Regions from separate parts of the Mus musculus genome. Here region 2 is linked to region 1. A link is a loop called in an ENCODE intact Hi-C map of the cell type or tissue named here. Cell type or tissue: heart. All regions are shown on one strand.

The links. A loop is a pair of places that touch in the nucleus more often than their neighbours do. Peaks named below come from ENCODE experiments on the same cell type or tissue, not always from the same donor. Only the 100,000 strongest peaks of a DNase experiment are listed, where the experiment ranks them.
Region 2: a loop joins it to region 1, with 2.7 times the contacts of the local background. A loop is called at or near these places in 12 of 42 quality-filtered maps.

What each region holds. Positions count from the first base shown.
Region 1 is chr8:13,527,862-13,530,361 of GRCm38, reverse strand. No RefSeq gene overlaps it. Among named protein-coding and RNA genes, the nearest start is that of 1700029H14Rik, 33 kb to the left of the region's middle. In heart, a CTCF peak has its summit at 1,358; DNase peaks (open chromatin) are centred at 231, 821 and 1,151; H3K27ac peaks cover 820 bases.
Region 2 is chr8:13,411,814-13,414,313 of GRCm38, reverse strand. Grk1 (G protein-coupled receptor kinase 1) reads right to left here. Exons shown (of 7, transcript NM_011881.3): 5 at 1,141-1,265. Among named protein-coding and RNA genes, the nearest start is that of Grk1, 8.0 kb to the right of the region's middle. In heart, a CTCF peak has its summit at 951 (motif pointing left); a DNase peak (open chromatin) is centred at 153; H3K27me3 peaks cover 1,182 bases.

The sequences.
Region 1 (2,500 bases):
AATCAGACACCCAGGACCTTAAGGTCCTCACTTCTCATTACCCTCAGCATCTGAGGCGATAGAGGACAGGACAGAGGGTGGCTTCAGGGGCTCCATGTGTGGGACAGGAGCTTCTCCTCAAGTCTGTGGCAGATATAACCCCTCTCTTGGCTGGGTGCCTGGTAGTTGGATCCTGTGGATTCTGGCGAGGATATTCAGGGCTTGGCTCCCTCCAGCCTTGGCTTAAATCCCAGCCTCCGAAGCCTTAGCTCTGAGTCTCTGCCTAACCAAGAGCACAGTAGGCCCCACGCTGGGCCAGGCAGAGGGACACAGTGACCAGAACAGAGCACTTGATGTCAACACAACCAGTGTCAACAAGATTGGAGACAGGCCCTCGTGGGCACTGAGAGTGTGAAACCCTTGGAAAGGGACAAAGCCGCCTGCAAGAAACAGAACAAAGAGAACGGTTCCCCCATGCCAGGAACACAAAAGTGTTTGCACATGACCTGAGAGCACTTTTCATGTCCATGGATAGGGAGACTTCTAGCCTATAGGTGCCTGCCGTGGGCTCACTTCTCCCAGCCTTGGTGAAGCCACCCAGGTGTGTGGAGAACTGGCTCTGTAGATGCTGGGCCAGCTGCTGTCCAAGGAGTGCTGAGGCCTCGCCTCCTCTCAGGCTCAGGTTACGTCTCCCTGACGCCCGAGCTCCACTTCCCTCTGTCCATCCACGAGCTGGCTCACATTCAGGGTCCAGGAAGGCTCCAGCTAGGCTATGAGTGGATGAGACCACGGGTGAAGCTTCTCCCCTGTGCGGGGCTGAGGTCCCAGTGTGAGCGGGTCCAGCCCACTCCTCTGGCAGACCAGGCTGTACCCACAAGAACATTCTTCCTGGCCACAGGGCCTCCACAGAGCCCATTAAAACAGCCCTCTTGACAGCCCCACATCTCAGGAATGCAGTTGTCTTCCCAGACAACAGAATCTCAGACTTGGAGGCAGTCAGACCAGAACCCCGTGCCTCACGTGTTCTGGAATTGACAAGATAAATAACCGTCACTTCCAAGGAAAAACAAAAATTCCACTTTCCTTTTAAACACCCTGGCTACACATGTCTCTAAATCTGGAGGAACACAGAGTTTCTCTTCCAGGAATCTCCCTGGGCTTTGTGGGCCACCGCTGAGTCTGTGGCACATTCCTTCACCAGCAGAAATGGGCCCAAGTTTGTATCACTCACGTGGACAGACGGCCCTTGTTAGGGATAGGAGCATGTGTGCTCAACTGGAAGGGGTCCTGGGGTCTCAAAAAGCTGGAGGTCTACAGTGGGAAAGTACAGAGGGGACCTAGTGAGTCTGCACTGTGAGGTAGACTGCCCCCAAGCCGCTAGTGAGGTGATCTGCACCTGGCCGAGGAGCTGCGAACTCTGTCAGATTTAGATACAACAATCCCTGAGTCATGATTATGAACTATGCAGCTCAACTATCCTGAAGCAGGGGGCATGTGGATGGCTCAGGCCATCCACCCAGTGATAGGGAAACACTGGGCAGACTGGGGATAGGAGGTCTCTGCAGTGAAGCAGCAACCATGAAGTGAGGGATAGATCTCTGAGGAAGACCCACAGGCCTTGACAGGGCAGGAGGAGGGGCCGAGTGAGTGAGGTACTTGTAATGTCAGTGTTGTGGGACAGCCACACAGTGTGCCCAAAGCGAGATGTCCAGCCGTTGTCCCACTGAGGGCTCAGTGACAAAAAGATTGCACTATTCCAGCCTCAGTGCAGAAACCAAGGGTCCCTTCCAAGAATTGATGTTTTCTTGCAGTGTAAGGCCCACCAGGGTGGTACTCTCCTCTGCCAGCAAGTGGAGCTATGGATTTTTTTCTCCCCGCAAGCATCATTTTGCAGTAGAGGCAAACAGGAAGGCTGAAGGCTCTGAGACGTGGGCTCCTTGCAGAGTGTCTGGGATGAATGGGAAGGGTGAGCTGCTACACTTCTCTGGCAGTCATAAGATCCCCTCCATAGAAAAGAACAAGAGCACACACATCGGGGGCTGGAGAGCCACTGGCTGTCTCGGTGACTTTTATCTGCAGTAGTCACTCATTAAACACCCTGATTTCCCAGTACTTACTAGTACTGAGGTGACAGTCGTGTTGCCTAGCATCCTTCTACAAGGGCACCTCGAAGCACCACCACATCCTTCCTAGAGTTTCAAAACATTTTCATCACTCCAGAAAGGCGCCACATGTCTCACAAGTATGCAGCCTCCGTTCACTTCCCTGGCAATTATTACCCTTCTTCTATGTCTATGGACCGGACTTCTGTCCCAGCCACTGTTCTATTGCTGTGAAGAGACACCATGACCAAGGCAACTCTTATAAAGCGTTCCATTGGGCTTGGCTTATGGTTTCAGAGGGTCAGTCCATTATCGTCATGGTGGGTAGCATATGGCATGCAGGCAGACATGGTGCTGGAGAAAGAGCTGGGTCTACAGGCAGCAGGAAGAGACAGACAGACAGACAGACAGATGGACAG
Region 2 (2,500 bases), 120 kb after region 1:
GGTAAATGCACCACTTCACTTGAGCCCTGGCCAAGCCTCAAGCCTTAGGACTTGGTGCTCACCCTCACTGGGGTGGGTGTGGGCAGTGGGCGTGACCGGTGGGCGTGGCCAATGTCATCCGGTGGGCCCCTCCCAGGTGGCTTGGCTTTGAAAGGCTCCCATCTCAGGACGGAGAAACAAAGTCAAAAAGTGAAGTCTCCAGCCACACTCTCCAGCTGTTTTAAAGGGTGGTGCCGGTTGACTTATCCACATGTTTACACAGCTGGACAGCCACTGCACAGACTATGACCAGAAGCGAACGTTGTTGCCTGAGAGCTTGACTGAGCATGGTGTTACAAAACCATGAGAAGCCTAAGAAATAGGCTTGCCTTACTTCTGGTCAGCTTTGGTGGAGTCTCCTAAACAAAGCTCCCCACACCTAAAGTGTATGACGAAGACAGTGTGGCTTGCTCCCCAGGCATCCCCCATAGCAAAGCCGGTGCTCATCATCTCTCTGGCAGGCACAGGCAGAACAAACGCAGCATGTGGAACCTGAACGAATGTTCACGCACACAGGCCTAACTAAGGTCTGTCACTGTGGAGGCCTGTGAGACTCAGACACTTCTCCACGTTTGGCCAGGATCACATGACAACATAGAGCTGTAAGCTCAGGCGAGGTCAAGGTAGCCACAAGTAGGTGGACACTGTCCCTACTGGGACATAAAATAGCTTCTGGCCCAGACCAACCTCTGTGTGTAAACAGAAATGAAGAGCAGAGAAACTATATAGGGTGGTTGTCCGAGGCCCCAAGAGCAATGTCCTGGTGGCCACTGCTAGCTAGGGACCCGGCAGTGGCCTCCTTGTGAAGTCAGCACCAAAAGGACCTAATGATAGAAGCCACTGTCAAACCAGGGAGAGAGGTCCAGTCTCAGCTAGAGCATGTTTGCTCTGCCACCTGCTGGCCGTGGTGTGCAAAGACAGTTAGAATCTTCCAACAGCTCTACTCTCAGGTCTCAAGAACAGGCAGGCTTTGGGACAGAATATCCTGCAGGACCAGGAACCCAGAGCCTGTGCTCCTTATATAGTCCTTGGCACAACCCAACCCATCCATGTCTGCCCCAGAATGGACCCTTTCAGGGGTTCCTGCCAGACGGCACCTACCTTCTCTCCTCGGGCTCGGAAGGGTCCTCTGGCTGCGATCATCTCGTACAATGTGACCCCCAGGGCAAAGTAGTCCACAGAGAAGTCGTATTCTTCACCTCGCAGGAGCTCAGGGGCCATGAAACCTGCCGCCACGAACATATGTAGGTTCATAGATGCACCTGCTTTCCCACAGCGTGGCTCCTACCCAGTACTCACAGCCCTACTGAGGCTCTAGTGATACCCTACCCCCAGGGGAGTGAGTGGTCTCCCCACCAGTGACTTGGAGGCCAAAAACCTCTTTGTTGTCATTTCAGGACATTGAGCATTACCCTGGCCACTACCCACTGGATGCCCACAGTGCTAACAACCAAAAACGTCTTCCAGCCTAGCCAAAGATTCCTAGGAGCAGAATTGCCGGGGTCAGGAATCTCACTAATGTGGGATATGAAGCCTCCACTCAGATTCAGGACAGTGTGCTTATGCTGTGTGTGACTCCTGGGTTAGACGAACGTGACAGATGCTGCTGGGACCTTCTCACTCTCCTCTTATAAGGATACAGACGTGAGCTCTGTGTCCTGTAATCCAGAGTGAGCCCAGTGACCCAGGCGCTGTGGCCAAAGCCTGAGGAACACGGGTGATGGGGTCACAGTCCTATGCTGTCCTCAGTCACTTTGTTCCTTGAACCTTCTTTTATTACCTACAGTGAAGCTATAGCTGAATGCACTCAAAGAACAGCACCTGATAGCATAGCCACTGTGTGGCCTTCTCCACAAGCGTGGCCTCCCTGGTCCTCCTAGCTGCCTGCTCACAACCAGACCATTTTCATGAAAATCTCAACCCCTTACAACCCACCACACATATTAGTACCCAGCGTCTGCAACCCAGTGTATAGACCATCTCCTCCCGCCCATTCTGTTGGCTTCTCCGCCCCATGTAACAGGCCATGGAATTGCTCCTGCACTCCTAGCCCTTCTGGAAGGTGAATTGTCCAGCATCCCTTTCCGGAGCCACGCGCACCACCTCTCCACTTCAGGATGCCACCAGTGTCCACCCAGTGCCACCCCCGGTAGTGTCAGACTATACTCTGACCATGCCACCCTTTGCCTTCATGTTTTGGGTTTTTACAAAGAATATTGTTGTTCCAGAGCCAGCACCCATGGGTCACTGGATGAGGGAGCAAGTGTGTTTCTTGTCTCATTGTCTCCTGGAATGCAAGCTTCTAGTTTGCACCCTAACTCAGCATTTCCAGAGCCTACACTGCGGTCAGGATTTACACTGTGGTCCCAGGCAAAGGATTTACGAGGTAGGGTTGCCACTGCATCTCAGTAAGCTCAGGAAGGTAAAGATTAGGCAAGCAATGGCGCCCTCTACTGGCCAA